Regions from separate parts of the Homo sapiens genome. Here regions 2, 3 and 4 are each linked to region 1. A link is a contact called in ENCODE Hi-C or POLR2A ChIA-PET data. All regions are on one chromosome and are shown on one strand. The core of a region is the stretch at or near the end of the contact, and the rest is flanking DNA. Distances in the headings are between cores, read along the strand shown.

What was found. A loop is a pair of places that touch in the nucleus more often than their neighbours do. ChIA-PET counts read pairs that join two places held with the same protein, here RNA polymerase II (POLR2A). Pooled maps may share reads with other maps.
Region 2: a pooled map shows a loop between it and region 1 (15-fold over the local background). The contact joins two enhancer-like sites. A Hi-C loop is called at or near these places in 2 of 37 single-sample maps with no recorded cell type and 2 of 50 pooled maps.
Region 3: a map of GM12878 shows a loop between it and region 1 (4-fold over the local background). The contact joins two enhancer-like sites. A Hi-C loop is called at or near these places in 2 of 168 maps with a recorded cell type or tissue (both GM12878), 24 of 37 single-sample maps with no recorded cell type and 9 of 50 pooled maps.
Region 4: a map of GM12878 shows a loop between it and region 1 (2.9-fold over the local background). The contact joins two enhancer-like sites. A Hi-C loop is called at or near these places in 1 of 168 maps with a recorded cell type or tissue (GM12878), 11 of 37 single-sample maps with no recorded cell type and 9 of 50 pooled maps. POLR2A ChIA-PET finds 5 or more read pairs at or near these places in 1 of 52 experiments (Panc1).

The regions. Positions count from the first base shown.
Region 1 is chr5:88,731,005-88,733,775 of GRCh38, reverse strand. MEF2C (myocyte enhancer factor 2C) reads left to right here. Exons shown (of 11, transcript NM_002397.5): 7 at 1,875-2,047. Among named protein-coding and RNA genes, the nearest start is that of GSCAR, 35 kb to the right of the region's middle. RefSeq lists enhancers at 1,174-1,453, 1,574-1,623. Within about 2 kb of position 1,440, at least 19 of the 41 ENCODE cell types and tissues checked have a DNase peak (open chromatin) inside an H3K27ac peak, as active enhancers do; they include GM12878, where a contact is called at or near this core.
Region 2 is chr5:90,639,212-90,641,982 of GRCh38, reverse strand. The region is part of intron 11 of ADGRV1 (adhesion G protein-coupled receptor V1); the gene reads right to left. Among named protein-coding and RNA genes, the nearest start is that of ADGRV1, 82 kb to the right of the region's middle. Within about 2 kb of position 1,447, at least 4 of the 41 ENCODE cell types and tissues checked have a DNase peak (open chromatin) inside an H3K27ac peak, as active enhancers do.
Region 3 is chr5:90,019,810-90,022,580 of GRCh38, reverse strand. No RefSeq gene overlaps it. Among named protein-coding and RNA genes, the nearest start is that of MIR3660, 4.5 kb to the right of the region's middle. Within about 2 kb of position 1,385, at least 7 of the 41 ENCODE cell types and tissues checked have a DNase peak (open chromatin) inside an H3K27ac peak, as active enhancers do; they include GM12878, where a contact is called at or near this core.
Region 4 is chr5:89,929,423-89,932,193 of GRCh38, reverse strand. The region is part of intron 2 of LOC102724637 (a long non-coding RNA gene); the gene reads right to left. Among named protein-coding and RNA genes, the nearest start is that of MIR3660, 86 kb to the left of the region's middle. Within about 2 kb of position 1,318, at least 7 of the 41 ENCODE cell types and tissues checked have a DNase peak (open chromatin) inside an H3K27ac peak, as active enhancers do; they include GM12878, where a contact is called at or near this core.

The DNA.
Region 1 (2,771 bases), core at 191-2,690:
AGGAACTGGGATAATTTTATTCATAATCCAATTGACAGACTTAATCTTGTAGTTATTTGTTATATATTCAGCCTGTTTATTCATGCATAAAATGAGACAGGTAAATGAATGGGATATGAAGAACAAATCTGCTTTATACAGTGTGCCTCAAATATATTTTGCTTCTAAAGATGTTCCCATAAATATCTCCTGAAATATACCTTTGCTCTGCCTTCCCAGTTCCTCATGGCCTCTATCTCAGGCCATCAAAGTAGTCTCCAGACTGGTCCACACTAGCAGGCCTTACTAATTCCTGAGTATACCAATGCCAGTAGATCTTTCTGACCACTTAGAGGTCTGTGTCATACCTCTACTCTGAAACTTTCATTTCCACCATATAAACCCAAGGACTTTTAGCCTGGAATTTGAGATCTCCACAGCCCAACCCCTGCATCCCTCCAGAGCCTCTGACACCCCTCTCTTTTCACGGGTCCCCTTCTAAACAGGTTCCTCTCAGTGCCCCTTACCATGCTCTTTAAACTCCTACCTCAGCCCTTTCCTACTGCCCAGTCACAAGCCTAACATATCTTCCTATGGCCTTTCTTTAAGGCCCTCATCAATTCCTGCCTCTTCTGTGAATCTTTTATTGGATCACCTCTTCTCTCCCGGGAACTCAATAACACTTAATCTGGATTACTCTGCAGGCACCTCACCCTACGCTGCCTTGTATTGGTCTTTATGTTTTCCATGAGTATGTATTGGATTACCACAAAGAGATTTCAGAGCTTTTCAAGCCTGGGGCCTTGTCTTTGCATCCTCACTGGGTAGCACACAATCTCACTCATGCAGGGGTAATAGATACTTGTGTTTTGTAATGATGGCAATAACAATGAGGTTTAACTGTCTCCTTTAGAAAGCTTCAGAAAACAACTGTCTAGTTTCTAGCAAGGATTGTTGAATCAGGTAGCTGAGTTCTCTTATTCTCCCTTCAGAGGCAGTGGAGGAAATCAGCAGATGTCTTTCTGAGTCCACTGTCATGCCAGCTCTGCTGGCATTTGTAATCAACTCCTCCCTAGCTCTCTTGGTCATATTTTGAAATATGAAAAACGCAGACCTTGGGATACCCACTTTTCTGTTAGTAGGATACTGAACATCAGAGACCTAAGAAAACCCTTTCAGTCTTCCAGTTCAATGGCTATTCCTGTGCCTTGGTGAATCAGCACTTTAGCGGAGGCATCATCACTTCATTTCAGCTCCAGGGAAGGAGTCTTGCTTTCTGAAGTTCTGTGTGAGGAGGAAAGCAAGGGTTGTACACTGAACTTAGTAAGGAGGGCAAAGCAGATGGAAGAAAAACCATAGAGAGAATTCACTCAGAGAAAAGCGGAACTGAACAGCAAAATGTGTAAGCGGCTTCCCCTCCTCCTGCCTGTCCTAGAAATTACAGTCTTGCTGGTATGCCCTTTCTTCATTTAAGGACACACAGACACACAAAATAAAACCCAAACCAGTGAACTGAAAGAGTGAGTCACGCCAGCCAGGCCTCCGCCAAGCTAGTCAATTAAAGTGCAAGACCAGTTCTGTGCTTTTCTTAGACCCTGAACTACTGTCTGACTTTCTTCCTGAATATTTTTGATAGGAAAAAAAGTATATGCTGACTTCTGAGCAAGTTGATGTATATTGGCTCTCTTCTCATAAAAAGTTTTTAATCTTCCTTCAGAGGACTATTGAATACTTAATTGGGTTACTTGTCCCATGGAGGTCAAATCAGTCATCCTATGGTTTTGCAATGTACGTCTTACCATTAAGCTTTTGTTTTTATTCTCATGTTGTGTATTCTTCGGAAACGTATTTGACCTAGATTTCTTCCTAAATGCTTTATTGTTTTTTGTTAACAGGGAACGGGTATGGCAATCCCCGAAACTCACCAGGTCTGCTGGTCTCACCTGGTAACTTGAACAAGAATATGCAAGCAAAATCTCCTCCCCCAATGAATTTAGGAATGAATAACCGTAAACCAGATCTCCGAGTTCTTATTCCACCAGGCAGCAAGAATACGATGCCATCAGTGGTAATACAAAACTACATTTTAAATAAATATTGATAATGTTTTGTATATGTTTTGCTGTTTTTATATTTGTCTAACTTGATGAATTACTTAACATTCTCCCAGAAAATTAACATAACAGTGCCATTGACAGAGCCTTGCTTGTATTTAGCTATTATTTCTGGTAACTGGTTTGCATTTCCCTTTTCCGTGTAAAAAAAATATATATATATATCTGGTGAACTTCACTAGGCTGATGTTCTAGGATAAGAAAAACATTTTCTTTTAAGGCTTTCAATTTATAGTTGGAAAAAAATCAGACACTACCATCGGTCAATCTCTACGTCCCATAAGCAGAGTAATAATAGGTAATGAGGTACTTTATAACATAGTATTTTTACAATATTTATGTCCTCAACACGCTGACAATGAGAAAGTACTTTCCACAATTTCTAAATGAACTTTCTCCTGTTAATTAGCAAATCCTTTCTTAGATGTATTGCAATGATTATATCTAATACATCGCATGCCTACACACTGCCTCAATTCATCTTTCCATACATTTACTTCATGAAAATAGCTATCTCTCAAAAGCAAATTAAAATCCTAGGCATTTTAGGAACAAAGGTTATATTTTACATCAAAAAAGAATTGTAGCACCTCTAAGGAAGATAAATAAATAAGAAATTTTAAATAGAGGTTATATCCCCAGACCCTGTCATTTTTCTTTCTTCTGGGTCTGCATGCC
Region 2 (2,771 bases), core at 198-2,697, 1.9 Mb before region 1:
TAGATCTGAGATGCATGACATGTTATACCAATTCCTACGTATCTCCAAAAGAACATATTAAAACAACATGTTTTTTAAATTTCTGGTTTTAACGTTCAAAGCATAATTAGAATGATCAAAGGGACTTGGACTGCAATGTTCTGAGAGTTTAAAAGCCAGCAGGCTCTTAAGAATTATCAATCCTGCAAGCTGCTCTAAACCTTGCGAAATGTCACGTCCTATTGAACCAAAAATATATTCATGCTCAGACTTCAAATCACAATGAAACCACAATTCATATGTAGAAATATGTAGAAAAAAAGCTCACTTCCTATTTAACAGAGAATCTGAATTGTCATCCTTCCCTAGTTTTTAGAAATCTGATAATACTTAGCATGCTAGTGGCCACAGAATAGTCTAAATAATAGGAGAGTTATTTTATATTGTTAAAACAGTCATAATTTTCATACCAAATTTGTCCATCATTTATATCAATATCCTCATTAATTAAAATTTCTTATATCCACATAAGCTAGGAAAGAAAAAACTGGATCAGAATGCAAAATATAAAAATCCATTCTGAACATTAAACAAATTTATTTTTAAACTTTCTTAAAATATGCTACCCTTAAGTGAAATGCAAATTCTGAAAAGTTCTGTATACGGCTCTGAGATATAAGCAATAAATTGCTTAGATGCTCTCAGAAAACCAATGGAACCGTTCAGATAATTGATTGCTAATTCTCTGTTAAACAAGCTACAAGATTCATAAAAGACATTGGGTAAAAATTTCAGAAGTACAGCACAGTAATTGTTCTTGAGGTTATGTGGACCTACAAGGAAAGTTAAAAATTTTAAGTTCGTCTAAATGTCATTACACTAATTCTCAAATTTCAAAATACTTTAAATGCATTCACAGTGCAAAACTCTTAGGACCAAAAATAAATAAACAACTTTGTGTAAGCTCCCCTTATCATTAGAAAATGAAACTGCACACAAAGCATGCATGGCCAGGTGGACAAGCAAAATTTCCCAAGACCTGTAATCATGCAGAACAGCAGTCTCGTCCAAAAACAATCACTTGCAAAACAAAATACTGAATCACCAAAAACAAGGTATTATTTTGTACACTTACCCAAAATACACGACAAACCTTTCAGTTTCTACCCTGTCAACACAGAAAGAAGTGTGGGAAGGGGAAAAAGGAGGCAGGGCACCATTTGCTAAAATCTCACTAATACTGTGAGAAACTTAGAATGGCAAGGGAAAAATAAAGCTAAAGAAAGGCTTCCTTTTTTCCCAAGAGCTAGTAATGTGCGTTTTATGGGAACTCTGCACCCTGGATTCTTTGCTATTGACAAATGCTAGCAAGAGGTTCGGCAGTTCCCACTTATGGAAGATGACCCCATGGCCAGCAAGCTTGTCAAGACCCATTCAAGACATTCCTTTCCAGGCCTCCTCCAAGGCGCCTGTGCCTGCCAAGCACTGTACAGGCTCACAAACCACAGCAGCTGAACAAATTTCATTCAGCCCTGCTTATAATTACTTAGTAGCTTTAATTAGATTTAAAAAAAAATAAAAACCTTTAGTCTCAGATCTAAAGCCAGTTGTTCTTTGAGTTAGAAAAAACAAAACTGTGTAACTAGAGAAATCTATACCTATATCATTTGCACAGGAACATACTGAAGAAGCCATATCATTGCACCTTTTAATTCTGCCAAAAATTACTTAAATACAACTTGGCATCAGGAAACCAAAACACTTTTCCAAATCCACAGTGTATTTCATTTTCAAACAGCCTTGAAAGCACATGTCAAATGTAGAGCCCTAGAGCTTCATTTTTAAAGTCAAATGCACCATTTATAAATATAGGGTTATATACCACATACACCAAAATTTTTCTGAAATAAACTGGCATAATGACATTGTTTGTGATTTGAGGAAAACTAAATAGAATATTTTTAACCAGCATGTTATTTGAAAGCACCACAAGTTTTTTAGTATCAGGGCAACTTTTGTCTATATTGAGTTGAAATATAGAGAATTTGAACTTGGATTTGACATTGAGAGGAAATTATAAACTGTTATCACAATAAACTGTTAACTATTTTCATTGCAATATTGTGATGTGATTTATTGTAATCATGCTTGCTATCATTCATTTATTCTTTCACTCAAGTTTTGTTAAAAATTTGCAAAATTAAGAGGGAGTTTTTGATAAAATACAGTATCTAAATTTTATTTAACTAAATGTTTCTGAACACTCAAATGTAATTTGCTCATTCTTGTTCACACACAAATGAGATAATACAAGTATGCACCAATTACTAGTCAAATTAAAACATTTTAATATATATTTGAACTAATTTCCTCTATTTGAAAAGAACCAATAATTTCTGAAATTTTCTACCTCATGATTTGTACTTCCTTATGTACTTTTTTTACTATGTACTATTTTTACCCATAGGGGATAGAAAAAGAAGAACAAAATAAACCCTTAAAAATTATACTTAATTTCAAATGTTTACATAAGATTTAAAAATGAATAGTTAGAAAGAATATAAAGAATAGTCACTATCAATTTGCAGATGGATAGTGTAAATCATTCTTTAAACATTTAGTTGAGAGTAGAAACTGTCAGCTAAGCTAACAAAGTTTCTACAGATTCCCACAGCATTGGTTTATCATCACTGTTTCTGTTTCTTTAGTTGTTTTCAAGATTGTCCACTGAATGCTTACACCTTACTTAAGGAAAAAAACAAAAATGAAAAAAATAATTTCCAATTTACATT
Region 3 (2,771 bases), core at 136-2,635, 1.3 Mb before region 1:
TGAAATGGTATCTCATGGTTTTAATTTGTACTTCCCTGGTTACTGGTGAGGCTGAATATTTATTTAGTTTCTGAAGTTTGCCTTTAGGGAGGAAAAGAGTGAAAGTGGGGTGGAGGTAGATATGAAGGACTTTAAATTTATCTTCATTGCTTTATTTCTTGAAAATATGATTTGAAAAAAGTACAGAAAAATGTGGGCAATTGTTAAATTCAAATAAAAATACGTTAAAGTAGCCTTACTCTTTTTGGTTACCACATTAAAGCAAGTTTAAAACTTATAATTGTTTTTAGAGCCACTTTTGCTTACCTCCAAGCTTGGAAACATGTTTTACTGTAACCCTGGTGACAAGACACACCCACAGATTCCCAATAAGTGCTCTTGAGACTTAGTACCTTTGCCCAACTTCAATTTAACTAAATCTCTTGGGATTTGGCCATCAGGAAAAAGAACATACTTGCTTTAATTCCAGTGAAAGTGAAATTGTTCTTGAGAATCCATAAATGTGAGAGTCTATGAGAAAGAGTATAGTGGATCTTTCTGACATGATGGATAGAGGAGGAACATTTACAGAGAAAGCAGTTCACTATATTTACCATCTGAAAAAAATACATATAAAAGCATTTAAACTTTGGACTTATTTATTATTTTTAATGTATTTTTATTTACATATGTGATTTTTGAAGAAAAATATAATCATTTCAAATTTAATATTACAGGTTAATTCAGCTAATTGGGCTACTCCACAGGTAAATATATTTTTTAGTCTTAATATCTTTGTAATTGAATTTGAAACTAAAATGTATCTGCTTTTTATTTTCCCCAGAGAATTTTTGTTTTAGTAATAAATTTCTTCTGTGACATACAGTCATATACTGGTTGATTTTGAGAGTTTCTTGATTTCCAGTAAACAACGTACTCCAAATTCTGATTTAAAAGATTTGTTTTGGTTTTTCTCCGGCTTTTTCTTTCCAGTGTTTCAGTGTGGGTTTTCCACATTTGATCTGACCAAATTTGGCCTCATGTCTCTGAGTTTTGGGTAGTTAAAGAAACTGTATTTTGAAATTAAATTCTTCCTTATATTTTTCTTATCTGTGAATGTTCCCAGAGTTTAATTCTTGGCCATTTCTCTTTCTCTTTTGTATGCTTTCCCTGAATCAACTGTGACTCATGGTTTTGACTTTCACTTCCATGTTGATAGCCCTCCTCTTTACAGAACTTCTTCTATTTATGCTTTGGTTAGGTTCCAAAAGGTTGGTTTAAGTCTGTTTGCAAAGTGACACTTAAAATGAGTAACTGCTAACACCCTCTGATGGTACCAGGCAAAGTTGATTGTTTTTTTTTGTTTTTTCTCCTTTTCCTGGCTCAGCGAGTTCGTTTGAGTCATAAGAGAAACTTTTGTTTCGTTTACCCCAGCTTCAAAATTCTATATATCTCAGCTGCTTTTGGGACTTACTCCCTTTGTGCACTATCTCCTCAAACTAAACATATTAAAATTTGAGATCATTTTCATCTCAAATAAGCTGTGACTTTCTCTCTCTCTCTCTCTCTCCGCTGCCTTTATTTATTTATTTATTTATTTATTTATTTATTTATTTATTTTAAAAGTAGATGATACCATTCAATTCACTGGAACTCAGAGTCTCCAAAATGCTTATTCTTCTTTCATCATTTTCATTTCATACATTTATTTGCATCAAATCCAGTTGTTTCTCTGGAGTCTTACATTCTTTGCCAGACCATGATGGTGGGCTGTACATTCAACATCATGCATTAACTACTGTAGTTTCAAAATTAATCATCATATGTGTTGAAAACTATGGCAGAGTGCTACTTCTCTCAGTCTTCTATGGCTCCTGTGTCTTCTACCTACTGCTACTCCATCTATCTTCCTGCAAGGCCGGTTTTACATGCTAGTCTTTGGCTCAAAAGCCTATATGGACCCATGATTATTACTGGATAAGATTTAGACTCCAAAGATGGCATAAAATGCCACAATAATTGGATTTACACAAATAGATAAAATTTATTTTCTATCTTTATATAGGGAATCCTGAATTTCATGAAATTCGGACATTTGCTCACAGATGCAACTTGCACATTTGCTACTGCAAGCTTTTACTCATTCTGCTACTGGCCCTGGATTGCCCTCACCCTCTTTTCTCATATGAATCTCATTGATATTTTAAGAACCTGAAATCCTTCTTCAACATCTTCAGTTTTCAATGCCCTCATTTGTTGTTATTTATTTGTTTATTTTGAGGCAGAGTCTCACTCTGTTGCCCAGGTTGGAGTGCAGTGGTGCGATCTCATCTCACTGCAACCTCCACCTCTGGAGTTCAAGTGATTCTCCTGCTTAGCCTCCCGAGTAGCTGGGATTATAGGCGCCACTCCACCATCCCTGGTTAAATTTTGTATTTTTAGTAGAGATGGGGTTTTACCATGTTGGCCAGGCTTGTCTCAAACTCCTGATCTCAAGTGATCCACCCACCTCGGCCTTCCAAAGTGCCAGGATTACAGGCATGAGCCACCACGCCCGGCCGATCCCCCATTTTAAAATCATTTTATTATAAATGCAACACAAACTTAGAAGATTTCAAAAGTCCAGGGAATCTTCACAACGTTGGAAAAAAAAAAAGCATACTACCATCTCATCTAATCCTGAATGATTTACTTTGACTTTCATCATTATTTTCATGATTTCATCATTATATTGAGTTTCAGATACGTCTTACTTACTACCCAGTTCCAACTTCATACCTTCAGCTGCATAT
Region 4 (2,771 bases), core at 69-2,568, 1.2 Mb before region 1:
CCAGATAACACACACAGACTTCTTCAAGAACCACTTAAGCTCTAATACGCCAGCATTTTCCAACAATATTAAGAAAGGTTGACAGTGCTTTTCACCTTTTTCAGATTTCATTGTAATACCCACGATTGAGATGGTTGGAGATAAAGCCATTATCCAGTGATAGTTCATCATGTTGAAGGAATCCTGCTGTATGTATTTTATATATTTTGATATGGATATGTGATATGCACCCTTAATACAATTCTAGTCTATAACAGCTACCTAACAATATTTCAGAATGAGCTTTTTCTAGTATTCTGTGCCATTAAAGAGTGGCCCCTTTGTACATTAATGAAAGCTTGTCCTTTAGAATGAATAGGAAGTCTAAGAATTTGGCTAAATACCATCTTTCTGGAAGAGGAAAAAATTAATGGCAAAATATTAGAAATATAATTGATCAAATGCAATACTCATTGTAGTCAAGAGTAAGTAATGCAAAAATCTGTAATTCTCATGAAAAACAATATTAAAATTGTGTTCCCGGGAAGTTAGTAACATTTTGACATTTTTTCTCTATTCTTTAAATGGTTCAGAGCAACTATTTATTAATTAGCATTTTCTTTAAGAAAAACTAATATCGTTGTGGAGGATTAACTTCACTTTGGAGTGTACTACTCCCTTAAAAGGACCATTAAAAGGCTATAAAATTAATTGTTTTCTACTAATAAGTTATTATTTAGAATCACTTAGTTTCATCTACCAGAAAAAAATGCTTTTTGAGTTAGAGGTTTTATATTATCTCAGTCTTCTCATCCATGATCAATACTTACTCCATTTTTGTTATTATATCTGTTTCCTTCTGGTTCTCATCTTAGCTCAAAAGAAAAAGGATGATTGAACAAAATACCTTTTGAGTAGTCTCTCTGCTCCTCAAAGCACATGTCTTCATAATTATCTCAAATTTGCATATTTATTGTTAAATAAATATAAGGGGAATTTATTGCAGTATGCTGCATTCTTTGCACTCTCTGTGTCTTGTTTGCATCTTGCCTGTTTTGATCGTTTTAGATTAGAGGCACATGAATTATCATTTATTTTAAGTGCTATATTATAGTCATTTTTGCAGAGAAAGAAAGCAGTCAAAAAACAGATTGTCCAACTTCTTATAAATGAGAATGTCACAAATAAAATGCCAGTTTGTTCACCTTGTCCTTTGCACTAACGTCAAGCCATTCTCTTCGATGCCTTTTTTGTAATTATGAGTAATAGCCCAAATATTTTACAGCAGAGAGATGAGTCACAAAGCGGAAGAACTATAAATACTTTTGTTCTCGAGAAACAATGAAGCTGTATATTCTTTCACATTCACCCACCACATATGTGTTTTATTTAAGGTTAAGCTTTTTTAAAAACAACTTTCTCCTGCTTTAAGAGTTCCAATCTCCAGTACAAGTTTTGTTTTCCAGTAAACTGTTTCATTGTATTTGATGCTTCATAAATGTATCTAAATCTAGCTCATCATGCACTGCTAGCTACACCTAATCATACACACATGTCTGAATTACTCCACTCCTATTTAAAGGAAAAGAACAAAAAGTAAGAATGGCAGATGTGTTCATAATTAATATCCTACTGGGTTAATCAGTAGATCCTCAGGAATGCTATGAGGGTTTTGATGTATTCAGAAAATCACTGCCTTTATCTATAGACCTCTTTAAAGACAAACATACAACAGTTAGTTTTTAGAAGATGTGATCCTTGCAAATAAGATAGTAAATAATATTGTCACAGACTTGCCTCTTTGAATAACCTAATTCCATGCTTGATTTTATATGTTTAAGTGAGGAATTTATGGTTCATATTTACAGCCAGTGATATGTGCAAGGATTGCTGTTTACTAACATCACACTCAAAATTTCTTGTAGACATTTCAAGCAATTTGAAGTATAGTTCTTCTAGAAGTAACTAAATATAAACAAGATGGGCACTTTTTTTAAGGAGATTGATATTTCAGAATTGTTGATCACTCCTATACTTGTGAATGAGAGAATATAAGAGACATGGTAATTCACTGAAGGAGAAGAAGAAGAAGGAGAGCATTGCATTATTGGAAAAACTCCATCTTTATAGCGAGACAATACTGAGTTGAAAGCTCAGTCTCCCACTGTGCAACTCTAGGAATTGCTTAAGAGCTCTGGTCTTTGGTTACCTCATCTACTAATGCAGAATAATAACACTTCTGTCTTAAGGTTTAGAGTGTTAAAATAAAGCAGTACTTGGGACATTGAAAAATGCTGAATTTAAAAGTCCTGTTTCATGGGGAATATGAAACTTTCATTCTAAAAAGACTGTACTGTATGAAAGATAAATTTTAGTTATATTGTGGTCCACATTTCAGTTTTGGAGTTAATGTATTCAGGTATGTGCCTGTCACAAAAGGGTCGTGCATTAAATGTTGAGTGAAAACATTGTGGCTTAGACAGAAATCTTGGAATTTAACTAGAAATTTATTTTTTTAAAAAATGAAAGAATAGGAAGAGGTTCATCAGCTCTGTCTTGACTATCTCTAGATCTATGATTGATGCAATATTACCTTTAAGTAAAAAAAAAAAAAGCTACATAATTATTTTAGTTTTATTGTATCTTCTTAAGTATGTTTCAAGTACTTTCATTTGTGTTTGACTCTTCAAGATCTTACCTTCACTACAACCCAGTATTTCCATTGCAAGTGATAATATTGCAATGGAATATTGCAGTCTTTCTGAATAACAGAATTTACATTATATCAGTCC